Linked DNA regions of Homo sapiens: regions 1 and 3 are each linked to region 2. Evidence: read pairs that join two places in POLR2A ChIA-PET (ENCODE). Cell type or tissue: OCI-LY7. All regions are shown on one strand. Each heading gives the region's core, and the rest is flanking DNA. Links, peaks and the distances in the headings are about the cores only.

Region 1 (4,293 bases), core at 737-3,236, 210 kb before region 2:
CGGAGCCAAGGTTAAACATCCAAGAGTAAACGTTTGTTGGTTTTTTTTTTTTTTTGCATGATCTTTAGAGGATAAGTAAAAAACTAAAGAAAGGCTGCATTGCTTGCTGACACATTTTTTCCCCACCCATCTGAAGGCACACAAATAATAGCACTGGCAAATTTGAATAGTTTCCCTTGTTACCAAATCTACGTTCTTATTTCTAATATGGAACGATTATTTCTAGTATGGAGAGAAATATGGAATTTCTAATATGGAAGATTTAGCATGGTGTGTCATTGTAAAAATTTAGGCAGTTCTTGGATAAGTATGTCCAGCCTTCCAGAGACTATAAGTGTAGTAATATTAGTGCCTGTTAGTCATATTGTGTATCTTCCTGATACCCAATTAGATCTCTGATTGTTTTTTCTTTTTAATTAAAAGGAGCTGAAAGATGACTCAGTTAAGAAGCTGGAAAATAAAACCAGGTCTCTGTAACTGTGCTGTCTTATTCTGAACTGAAAGTCTTTCTGCAATAATAATGATGGTGATAATAAAGCTAACCTTCATAGGACATTGTGTACCAGACTGATACACGTGCTACAATTCTGTTCGTTCTCACACCATCCTTCATGGGGGAGGTTAAGAGCATTGCTCAAAATCACACAGCTAATAAGTCATTTTTCTCAGATTGGCGTTAAAATTATATTTAATTGGGTCCTGTGTGTGCGAGTGTTTTAACTTTTGCATTGTCTTTTATCCCACACACGGAGGCAACATGGATGGTGAGACTAGGGGCTATGGACAAGGTTCCAGGGTTTGGACTTGAGCATGCTGCTGAGTGGCTATGTGGTCATCACTTTACTTCCTTTTCTAACCCGTAAAATGATGATAATAATTCTACATTGAATGAATCCTTTGTTTCTACTGAGCCCAAAGTCTGCTCCGTAAAGGTAAAATACTTCTCAGAGTGTAGAAAGAAAAGTTTCAGATTCAAGCCTTTTTGTCATCAGTAGGCTGGAAAATGAATAGAAGTTAGAATAAACTATACACTTAATGTGATTTTTCCAACAATTATGTTGAAAAATTGTTCAAAAATGCATTCATTCCAATGATCCTTAGCTTTATATTTATTAAAAGAAGTAAATGTAAATTAGACCTCAACGTTTTTTTTTAACAGGTAACGTTGAAAAGCACCCACAGTAAGCAGGTACTGTTTGCTGGTTGATTTTAGATGATGAAAATTGTAGAGTAAGTACGTTTGCAGAAAACTGTAGAGTAAGTACAATTATAGAGTAAGTATAAGAAGAATTGTATTCAAAGGTATTGTATTATTCTTATAAAGAAATGTATTCTTCTTATACTTTTTTACGTTCTTTTATTCCGACAAGCTAGAGTTGATCAGAAAAGAACTGAATTCCAAAAATATGTTTAGGGCACTTCCCTATTCTCTCTGTATTTACTTGGAAATGATTCTTAGAAGTTTTTGGCATGGGACTTTTAAGTTTGTTAAGTGAAGGGACTAGCACTTATCTATATGCATATTTTGCAAGTATTTTTAAAAATATGGCTCAATTGTTAAATCATTTTATTCGTCCCATGACTTATATAAAAATCTGGGGGTTTTTTGGTTGCTCACTTTTAGTTTAGGCTTGGTTTTATGGTGATCTGGGCTCAGGGAGGTAGACATGTCAATGTCATTAGCATTGCCAAGGTATAGGCAGTCTGCTGCATGCTGTGTGAATATTAATATTCTGAAGAGATATTTGAGTCCACAAGATTTAAAGATCTTCTGTTCACCGCTGTGCTTGTAGAATTAGGGCTAAATTAGTTTAGCCTGGGCCTCCTGGGTCTTGGTCATTTGAAAATAGCTCCTCAAGTAGGCTGGCTATGTGTCTTAGTATAGCAGAAACAATTCATTATTCACTCCATGTGTCGTCTATTATACTGTGAAATTACAGATGATAGTTTTCTTGCTTTCTGTTTTTCCAAACAGTGCCACCTGGACTTGTGGGTTTGGCTCATATACTGACTGTTTCTTAATCAAGATAGCTTTAATAGTCTTCACCCTACCCCCATCCTCCAGCTGCCCTTTGGATGTTGCTGTGTAGAAACCAAGAGAGTTCATTTTTGTTGGGGGCTGGGCTAGGTTGCTAATAATCTGAAGCACCATGAAGGATTCTGACCTAATCAAGGCATAAGGAAATGATGTGTGTGTGTGTGTAGAAAATTTGGAACTGTGCCAGGCACAAAGTAAATGTCATATAAGCATTAGTTATGAATTGATGAGGAGGAAGGTGTCAGAAGATGAATGCTGTAGAGAAGGCTATGGGGCAGTACATGGAGAGAGTGGTTATCTGTAGAGATGTGGTTTTGTCATAGGTGATGGGAAAGGTCTCAGTTTGAAGGTGATGGGTAAGGTCTTCATTTGAATAAAGATCCACAAGAGAGTATGGGTAGAGGGGCATAGAGGTGTCCAGGTAGCAGATAAGGAGGTCAGATAGGCAACCTAGGGACTCCTGGACAGATGTAGCAAATTGAAGGTTTTTAGAAAACTTAAACGGGAATTTTTTAATGGAAAATTTCAAACTTAAACATAGAATAGTACAATGAACAACCTTCTCCCTTCTCCCAGCTTCGGCAGTTATCAACATGGCCAGTTGTGCTTCATCCATGTTGCCCACTGGCATTATTTTAAAGCAAATTTAAGAAATTCTACCAATTATTTCTATTTATCGTCCCCACTGACATTCTATCAGTTATTTCTAAATACTTCTGTATATATATTTCTAAAAAATAGGCACTTAAAACATAACCACAATACTTAACTTTTTTTACCTTGTTTATCATCTGTAAATCTTGGCCTTAGAGCCTTCTTGCAGCACTGGTTGAAAGATAAGCATGGATAGGCCAGGCGCGGTGGCTCATGCCTGTAATCCCAGCACTTTGGGAGGCTGAGGCGGGTGGATCACTAGGTCAGGAGATCGAGACTAGCCTGGCCAACATAGCGAAACCCAGTCTCTACTAAAAATACAAAAAAAATTAGCCGGGCATGGTGGTGGGCGCCTGTAATCCCAGCTACTTGGGAGGTTAAGGCAAGGAGAATCGCCTGAACCTGGGAGGCAGAGGTTGCAGTGAACTGAGATCATGCCACTGCACTCCAGCCTCGGTGACAAGAGCGAAACTTTGTCTCAAAAAAGAAGATAATCTTGGATGTCTGGATTCCTTAGGGTAGGGTCTGACAGTAGGTGCTCAATTGCTAGTGGTCATCTGTTGTCTTTACCAGCCCTTGATTTTTTTTTTTCTTTTCCTTTTCTAGATAGTTCTATCATGACAATTTCACTTTTACTTCCTCTTTCTTCTCCTTACCTATTTTTGACACATTTATTCAGTATTTCCCGTATCTACTCTCTACTTCTCCTTTTAACTTTCTCCTATCCTTTCAGTATTTTTGTTCACAGCCTGGTGTGTAGCTTGTGCTCTTTTGATCCCTGTAGCCCATGAAATACAGCTCCCTTTAGTTCTAGATCTTTTTGAAGGGAGATGAGCATTTCCTATTCTTATTTTTTAAAAAATACTGTTACTGAGATTGAGATAGAATTTACATGCCAAATGCTTCACTGATTTAAAGTGTACAAGTCTAGCCAGGCATGGTGGCTCTTGCCTATAATCCCAGCACTTTGGGAGGCTGAACTGGGAGGATTGCTTGAGGCCAGGAGTTTGAGACCAACCTGAGCAACATAGTGAGGTCTTTCCTCTACAAAAATAAAAAATTGGCCAGATATGGTGGCACACCTGTGGTCCTAGCTGCTCTAAAGGCTGAGACAATAGGATCACTAGAGCCCGGGAGGTCAAGGCTGCAGTGAGCCATGATCATGCCACTGCACTCTAGCCTGAGCAACAGAGGCCGAGGCGGGCAGATCACCTGAGGTCAGGAGTTCGAGACCAGCCTGACAAACATGGAGAAACCCTGTCTCTACTAAAAATACAAAAATTGCCGGGCGTGGTGGCGCATGCCTGTAATCCCAGCTACTCTGGAGGCTGAGGCAGAAGAATCACTTGAACCCAGGAGGCAGAGGTTGCAGTGAGCCGAGATCGCACCATTACGCTCCAGCCTGGGCAACAAGAGCGAAACTCCGTCTCGAAAACCGAAAAAAGAAAAGGAAAAAAAGTGTACAAGTCAGTGATTTTCAGTGTATTCACAAATATATGCCATCATTACCACAGTTGATTTTATAACATTTTCATCACCTCAAAAAGAAACCTGGTACCCTTTAGCTGTTCCCATCCCACCACCCTAAGCAACCACGAATC
Region 2 (4,293 bases), core at 735-3,234:
TTATACTTATGAAGAGTCAAACACTTATAAAATAAGATTATAAAGGCTTGGACTTTATTACTAATAGTAGATTTTATAGTAGAGTGACATTATTTCAGTTAATCTAATTTTCTTCCTAGTGTTTTTTTATCTGCTAGTTTCCCAACTTACAGATATCAAATGAAATGATACTATTTCATCTGTATACTGAACACTGCAGAAATAAACATTAGAATTAGGACACATCAAAATATAAAACTAATCAGTGTCCACAGATTTGAAGAGTTTCAAGTGTTCCTATTTTGCCAGATGGAAGCGCACTCCTTAAAAAAGTGTTAATGTTCTACAGGGTCTTCATTTTGAGGCTCTCGGAAGTCACCTCCTGATTAGATGTTGGTTTCCTAGGGATATCTCCCTATAGCTGCTGTGGCCGTGGTGTTCCCCAGATGGCATCTCCTTGTTGCTTTCCTCAGTTCCCTTCTGATCCAACTTCCTGCCTTATACTATTGACTGTTCCTGTTGTTTTGGTTTGTCAGTTTCAATGCTTACATCAGTCTGCCCAGAAATTGCATAACTGCTCCATCTTGTAAGATATCGGTGGGGGATGGGGGGGAGTGGAAGGCGCTTCAATTAATCATCCTAATAATAACGTTAATACTTACATTGAATCAGGTGTTTTTCTAAGTGCTTTAACCCTATGAAAGCATTTAGTTGTCATACAGTCCTGTGAGGTAGTGTCTGGTGTCCTCTTCATATTTGAAGGCAAGTTCATTCATTCACGTATTTTATTTAATTTTCTACAATTGGATCAATTTTGTCTTAACTGTTGAATTTCAAGGCAACTTCCTGGAATAAACAGGTAGCAAACCATGGTGCTTATTTGTAACTAAGCCCTCAAGTTGAGCTCAAATAATCATAATACTTCCCCAAATAAATGCATCTATATGATAAGTGCTTTTATAAACAAATTATTCTGTGTCATCATATCATCATCATCATCATTATCATCACCATCAGCAGCAGCAGCAGCAGCAACAGCATCAGTAGTCAGCCCCTCTGTACACTTGACTGAGTAGAAGTTGGTTGTTAACAATTACAGGCCTCTGCATGGGTCACAAAACATGATCTCCACCCTCAAAAACTTTAAAAGGTTCTTAGTCTTTTGTTTGTTTGTTTGTTTGTTTTTTGAGACAGAGTTTCACTCTGTCGCCCAGGCTGGAGTGCAGTGGCGCGATCTCGGCTCACTGAAACCTCTGCCTCCTGGCTCACCCAGGCTGGAGTACAGTTGCGTGATCTCGGCTTACTGAAACCTCCGCCTCCTGGGTTCAAGCGATTCTCCTGCCTCAGCCTCCCGAGTAGCTGGGACTACAGGCGCCCACCACCACGCCCGGCTAATTTTTTGTATTTTTAGTAGAGACGGGTTTCACCTTGTTAGCCAGGACGGTCTCGATCTCCTGACCTCGTGATCTGCCTGCCTCGGCCTCCCAAAGTGCTGGGATTACAGGCGTGAGCCACCGCGCCCGGCCTTTAAAGTTTAGAATAATTTTAGTCAAGTGGCATTCACATTTTCTAGTCTGTTGTGACTGATAGACATGAATAGATTAAACATTCTACTTTTTATACCCAAGTACACATATCTATGATTGTATAGTAATGGCCAAATATAAGTGTCCTAAAAACTGAGAAAGAATGAAACATTGCTTTAAATGTTAGTGGAAGAAGAGAGGTAAAAGTGAACCACTTACTGGGTTTAAGTAAGTTTTGCTCAACTTCAGAGCCATGGCTGTGTCAGCCCCACTTGCAAGTACAAGGAGCCTGTTACTCAAAGATGGTCAGTTGTTCTTTCTGGCGGAAGGAAAAGCTATGTTAAATTGGGGAACTAGCAAACCCACAGTTCTGTGGTTGCAGCATTGATTCTTATTTCAGCATCTGTTACATGGACAGAAGGGAGGGTCTCCCTCCCTCTCTCTCTCTCGCTCTCTCACACACACACACACACACACACACACAAATAAACACACATACACGGAAACACACACACACACTCACTCACACACTCCTTCTTGACTGGATAAGCTAAAGTGAAAAAGAGATTATGTTTTCCATAGCAGAAAAGCTGACACCAAATTCAGCAAGCAGATTAATTATGCATGTGAATTGCAATCTCCCAGATAATTTGCTTTCCTTCTTTTTCTGGTTGCACTTTCTAGAGGGAAGTGAATTAATGGAACAATTACCTTGTATTTAAATAATACCCTGCATTTTGTTTCCTCAGTCTGGTAGTAGTCACTAAAATTTATCCAAGCTATGTATCCAAATGTGTGAAGTAAAAGGATACACAAATGTTATTTGTATAAAATTTGCATATTTTCCCTATTCAGCATTCCTTAGGCAAAGTTTAAAATTAGAAGTGGATCTTTATTAACCTCAGGTGCAACTTTTTTTCCATAAAAACCTTTTATAATAATTCATGAGATTATAATAGATGTGTGTGCATTCAATATAGCTTCCATCCTGAAAATGTTTTTTCAGTTTTTATTTATTTTTAAATTGACATATAACGGTATGTATTTATGGGGTACCTAGTAATGTTTCAATACATACAATGTCTAGTGATGAGATCAGGGTAATCAGCATATCCATCATCTCAAACATTTTTTATTTCTTGTGCTGGAAACATTCAATCGCCTCTCTTCTAGCCATTTTAAAACTATGTACTGTTAACTATAGTTATCCTATAGTGCTATAGAACATGAGAGCTTATTCCTCCTGTCTAGCTATAATTTTGTATCTAAACAAATCTCTCCTATCCTCCACCTTCCCCCTACCCTTCCCAGCCTCTAGTAATCTCAGGTGTAACATTTAAAAAGTAGATCCTTTGTACCTCCTTGACATCATCTGCTCATATCACCCTCACCAGAAAGGCCAGCTTGAACAAAGAAGAGTGGGATATAAATTCTTTATAGAGAAAGCTAGGTAATAGGTGCAAAGTGGGAGTAAGGAAAAAAGAGAAGATCATGCCTGTAGTTTTGCACTGTTGAGCACTCTTTTGTCATCTTAAAAATGCGAACTGAACTTCCCCCACTGTTTCTAATGCTTTATAAACAGTTTTAAAGTTTCCCTTTGAAAATATGGAATATGGTAGGCACCTTGGAAAACTTTGGATTTTTTCCTTTTCTTGCTGTCATTCATGTTGGGACTGTTCCTCAAAATATCATGGATTCTGTTTCTTTTCTGTGACCACTGAGAATGACAGTTGTGATACTTCATCTACCTGGTGATGTTCACACAGTTTTTCTCCTCCCTCCGTACCCACCCTACTGTTCACTGCACGCAGTTCTTCCTCCAGTACCATATCTCCAGTACCAGTTCTTTAAAGCTGAGTGTCTGCAGCTCCCAGGCACAAAAGAGGCAAATGTGGTATAAAGAAAGGGGAGCAAAGGTAGAGACAGATTTGGATTTATATTCTGGGCTCTTGGTAAATGTGGAGGCTGAGCAAGTCTCTGGAGCCTCTGAAGTTCAGTTTCCTCATCTATAAAATCAGGCAAGTGCTATCTACTCGCTAGGTGTGATGTGGGTTATTTTCCCCTTCCATTTTCCCATGTTGTCGTCTAGGTAGATATGGAGCATATCTACTCCACCCAGCGTCACCACTGACTTACTGAGCCCCTAATATTTACTAGGCATCATGCCAAACGCTTGAAAGATAATTACTCTTTTATTTTCATACATAGCTAGGTAAAGTTGTTATTAATTATATCCTTATTCCAGATGACCAAGCTGAGGTTCAGGGAGGGTTAAGTGACTTGTCTGGGGTCACAGAACCAGTAACTGGCAGAGTCAAGATTCACACCTTTCCTCTCTCTCATTTTATGTTGGCAGTTTCTTAAAAGTATAATCCATGTCTATTTAAACTGTTTTGTATCTTCTAACATGATCCACTAGTTGCTTCCTGATAATATGTCTATATACTTTTTTGTGTTTCCATGATTATTGAATGATTATTTGTAATTCCACATTTTCTTTCTTTTTTCTTTTTTTTTTTTTTTTTGAAGATGGAGTTTTCGCTCTTGTTGCCCAGGCACAATCTTAGCTCACTGCAACTTCCGCCTACTGGGTTCAAGAGATTCTCCTGCCTCAGCCTCCTGAGTAGCTGGGATTACAGGCACACACCACCACGCTCAGCTAATGTTTTTGTATTTTTAGTAGAGACAGGGTTTCACCACATTGGCCAGGCTGGTCTTGAACTCCTGACCTCAGGCGATCCCCCTACTTCGGCCTCCCAAAGTTCTGGGATTACAAGTGTGAGTCACT
Region 3 (4,293 bases), core at 1,025-3,524, 200 kb before region 2:
CTCAGTATTTGTTTATTACTGGCTGTGCTTAGTAACGTACCATAAAATTGATAAAAATGAATTTTACTTTTCACTCTAGACTCTTATTTATTTGTGATTTCTATTCTCTAGTATCCTTTATTCTAAGGAAGTGGTTGATGAACATTTAGGTCATGATTTCTAATTTCTTCTAAAGGGTGACATCCATTCTTGACTTCCTTTCTTGGGTGACAAGGAAATAAACAACATAACCATATCTAGGTATCGTTTGATAATTTGTTCATGATTTCATTCATAAGTGCAAAGAATATATTTATTGAACACCTATTATTGCCACTGGTCTGGGTTCTGGGGACAAAGCAGTGTCCAAAATACGTTATTTTAAAAAGTGCCCTCGGCCGCCTGCGGTGGCTCATACCTGTAATCCCAGCACTTTGGGAGGCCGAGGTGGGTGGATCACCTGAGATCAGGAGTTCGAGACCAGCCTGGCCAACATGGTGAAACCCTGTCTCTACAGAATACTAAAAATTAGCCAGGCATGGTGGCGGGCACCTGTAATCCCAGCTACTTGGGAGACTGAGGCAGGAGAATTGCTTGAACTTGGGAGGCAGAGGTCACAGTGAGCCGAGATTGTGCCTGGGCAACAAGATGGAAACTCTGTCTCAAAAAAATAAATAAATAAAAATAAAAGGGCCCTCATAGATTTAACATTCTGGGGGGTACTAGTCATTGAGGTTAGATACAATGAGATTTGTGCTAAAGAGAGAAATAGAGCTAAAGAGAGGGATAGGAACTGTTTGGGAGGGGCAATTACCAGTTTTTATAGGGTGACCAAGGAAGCATTACTGACAAGGTAAGATTTAAGGTGTGTCTTTACTCTGATGCCCCCAGTTGTGTATTCAATAGGCAGTTAGTATTGGGGCATAGAAAATCCTAAAACCTAAATCTGATGTACTTTTGCCTATTCATGAAATAACTTGAAGACTGTTATACATAGTGGGAGCTAAAGCTGCTCTGCCCTCCAAGTGCTGGCTGCTTATGATCTGAAAGACTTCTGTGAGGTCACCGTAGGCATCATGGTGGCACTGAGGCATCTATCCCTCCTGCAGAAGTTGCATCTTTGCTGTTAATACTGTGTCTCTGGTGGCTCTAGTGATGCAATCATTCTCGATGGGGCCACTGACTCTGATGTCACAATGACTTGGCTGGAGGTGTCCTGAAGTCTCTTGTTTGTCCAGGGCCTTTGCTGCAGCTTATATGTTCACTAGTAATCTGGCCTGTGCCTACCTTTTAATCCCAGCTGGAAAATCTCAGTAAGAATGATGGTAAGCTTTGAGATTGGTATCTCTTCCCTTAAATGTTTTTGGAAATTGATTTTATTGTTTGTACCTAAGTATCTCTGATTCAAAGGACCCCCTTTGTGACAGTGGCAGGAAGTATGTTGAGAAGATGCTAAGTATTGCTTAGACCTGTATTATCTCTGCTTATCAATCCTTGAAATGATTGTGTGTCTGAATGTATAAATGTATGTCTATTCACTATCTCCCTTCCTCCAGAACATAAGCTGAGGAAGGGCAGGAAGCTTATTTTAGTCCCGTCTGTTACCCCAGTGCTACCAAAACAAAAACAATGCCAGACCTGTAGTAGATGCTCAGTAAAAAAATATTTCTTAACTGAATAACTAACACACTACAAACAATATGGCAACAAGTAACATACCTGGCAGTGGTATCATAGCATCTGGCAAATTGTTTTTTGCCTTACAGATAAAATAAAAAATGGGGATATTGACCTCCTGTCACTACTGCATGGACTTTGATGGTTTCCAATCATTACTTTCTCCTCTGTGTCAATCTGCCTCTTCGAGAAATTCATACTCCTGGTGAGTGTCCGACCTGGCCTTTTGTCTTCTCTCTGCCACTGCCCAGCTGTGACCTTAGACATGGTTGTGAATCTATTATGGGCCTATTCTAACTCTCAATGCTTTGATTTTATAACCTGGCAAAGCAGCACCTGCTGGTTATTTTTGTGAAGCAACAACACTTTTCTAGAAGGAAGTGAAGAAAGCACCTGCTTTTGACGGTTGTTTTTTATGAGGACGTTGGTTTTTGCTCAATTCACTTAGGTCAGTCCATGTATGGGAAGTTCCAAATAAGGTCATTCTCTTTGAACTATTAACTATAACTTGTTTATAAAAAACACTGGGATCAGCCAGGCACAGTGGCCCACACCTGCAATCCAGCGCTTTGGAAGGCCGAGTTGGGTGGATCACTTGATGTCAGGAGTTTGAGACCAACCTGGCCAACATGGTGAAACCCCATCTCTACTAAAAATACAAAAATTAGGCAGGCGTGGTGGTGCCCACCTGTAATCCCAGCTGCTAGGGAGGCTGAGGCATGAGAATTGCTTGAATCCACGAGGCAGAGGTTGCAGTGAGCCGAGATCGTGCCACTGCACTCCAGCCTGGGCAACAGATCGAGACTTGTCTCAAAGAAAACAAAATGAAAAACAAAACCACCTGGAATCACTACTGCTTTACCATTTGAGACTGCATGTTTTTCATGTGATTTCACATCTATAGTCATCTCCCCCCACCAAACACACAAAAGATATGTGTAGAAAATTGAGGATAAACCATAACTTACTTATATAGTTTTATTCTCTTGGAAATAATGAGGCTATCATGAACTATGGACTCAGACTAAGAGTGGAACTAGTAAGAGAAAGGAACTAAAAAAAGTCAACCAAAAAATGACATGAACAAGGATGTTCATTGTTATAAACTGTATAACTGCAAAAAGCTAAAAATAAATTTCTATCAGTAGGGTCTGGCTAAGTAAGTATGATATATTTATACTATAGAAAGTGATAACACAGTTTAGGAGAATCACATAGACCCTCAAGACATAATGTTGAGTGAAAAAGAAGATAAGTTGTAAAATATCTCCAGTATGATCCCATGGATGTGTATACAAAAGAAAACATATCTTCTGGTCTGAAATATGTACGTTAATTCATAGATAAAGGTCTAGAAAGAATAGAATGGTTAACAATGTTATTTCTGAGAATAAAGTAGGATTGTGGGGCTTGGGGTGATGAGCGCTGTTCACTTTTTACTCTAGGCTTCTGTGTTTGGGCATTTTATAAAAATGTAGTCATGGTTTCCTTTTGTAATTATAAAATCCAGAATTATTGGAGACGAAAAGATGTGTGACAAAGAGAAATTGGTGCACAAGGTGGGATTTGAGGTCAGGAGAAGGAAGATAGGCATCTTGGGCTGGTGAGTTCTGGCGGTTAACACAACCAGCTGTACTCTGTGATATTTTGTGAATGGTGATTTGGGGCTTTTGTAGTGTTTTCAAGATGCATGTATATGTTTATATATGTATGTTACATACAAAAGATGCATTTATATATTAATATATGTTATATACAAAGGTATATATATATCTATATGCCTCCAGAAACAATATATGTCATATGCAAAAGATATATATATACACACACACATAGAGTTGACCCTTCACAATGCAGGGGTTAGGGACACTAACACCCTGTGCAGTTGAAAATCTGCGCACAACTTTTGACTCCCCCAAAACTTAACACTACTTATAACCTACTGTTAACTGCAGCCTTACTGATAACATAAACAGTTGATTAACACATATGTTGTATGTTAGTGTATAATACTATATAAGCATTCTTACAATAAAGCAGAGGAAAGAAAATGTCATTAAGAAAACCATAAGGAAGAGAGAATATATTTACTGTTCATTAAGTGGAAATAGATCATTATAAAGGTCTTCATCCTCATCCTCTCATGCTGAGTAGACTGAAGAGAGGAAAAAGAGGCGTTAGTCTTGCTGCCTCATGGTGACAGATATGGAAGAAAATCCACATGTTAGTGGACCCACAAAGTTCAAATCCATGTTGTTCAAGGGTCAACTGTGTGGGTGTGTGTGTATAAATTATAATCCTTATTACTCCAGAAGGTATAAACTAAAATATAGGGCCCTCAAATCAAGAAGTCTCCAAAACTCTTGAGACTCAAAGTCTCAAGAACAGTTTTCATATGTACCTTATTTTGGTCTACTGAACTTTTATTATTGGGTGAGAACAATTTCATGTTTTAGGAAATGTGGATTCACTTCTATTCCTACATGAGTAATTCTGCCCCATTAATAGAACAGTTATATCTGCCACAGAGGTCTTTTCTCTAGCTCTTTTTTTGTTTTGTTTTTGAGACAGAGTCTCGCTGTCGTCCAGGCTGGAGTGCAATGGCATGATCTTGTCTCACTGCAACCTCCGCCTGCC

Evidence for each region. ChIA-PET counts read pairs that join two places held together with the same protein. Peaks named below come from ENCODE experiments on the same cell type or tissue, not always from the same donor. Only the 100,000 strongest peaks of a DNase experiment are listed, where the experiment ranks them.
Region 1: POLR2A ChIA-PET joins it to region 2 with 9 read pairs; 3 of 35 experiments call an interaction of 5 or more read pairs at or near these places.
Region 3: POLR2A ChIA-PET joins it to region 2 with 8 read pairs; 3 of 35 experiments call an interaction of 5 or more read pairs at or near these places.

What each region holds. Positions count from the first base shown.
Region 1 is chr13:46,381,429-46,385,721 of GRCh38, reverse strand. The region is part of intron 1 of RUBCNL (rubicon like autophagy enhancer); the gene reads left to right. Among named protein-coding and RNA genes, the nearest start is that of RUBCNL, 3.7 kb to the left of the region's middle. RefSeq lists an enhancer at 3,245-3,294. In OCI-LY7, for the core only: no CTCF peak of the experiment used is centred there; DNase peaks (open chromatin) are centred at 771, 1,192 and 2,051; H3K4me3 peaks cover 2,500 bases; H3K27ac peaks cover 2,500 bases.
Region 2 is chr13:46,174,572-46,178,864 of GRCh38, reverse strand. The region is part of intron 1 of LCP1 (lymphocyte cytosolic protein 1); the gene reads left to right. Among named protein-coding and RNA genes, the nearest start is that of LCP1, 5.5 kb to the left of the region's middle. RefSeq lists an enhancer at 1,878-1,937. In OCI-LY7, for the core only: CTCF peaks have their summits at 2,022 and 2,427; a DNase peak (open chromatin) is centred at 1,844; H3K4me3 peaks cover 2,500 bases; H3K27ac peaks cover 2,500 bases.
Region 3 is chr13:46,375,458-46,379,750 of GRCh38, reverse strand. It overlaps RUBCNL (rubicon like autophagy enhancer), which reads left to right. Exons shown (of 15, transcript NM_025113.5): 2 at 1,746-1,861. Among named protein-coding and RNA genes, the nearest start is that of RUBCNL, 9.6 kb to the left of the region's middle. RefSeq lists an enhancer at 956-1,035. In OCI-LY7, for the core only: no CTCF peak of the experiment used is centred there; DNase peaks (open chromatin) are centred at 1,120, 2,010, 2,530 and 3,276; H3K4me3 peaks cover 2,265 bases; H3K27ac peaks cover 2,500 bases.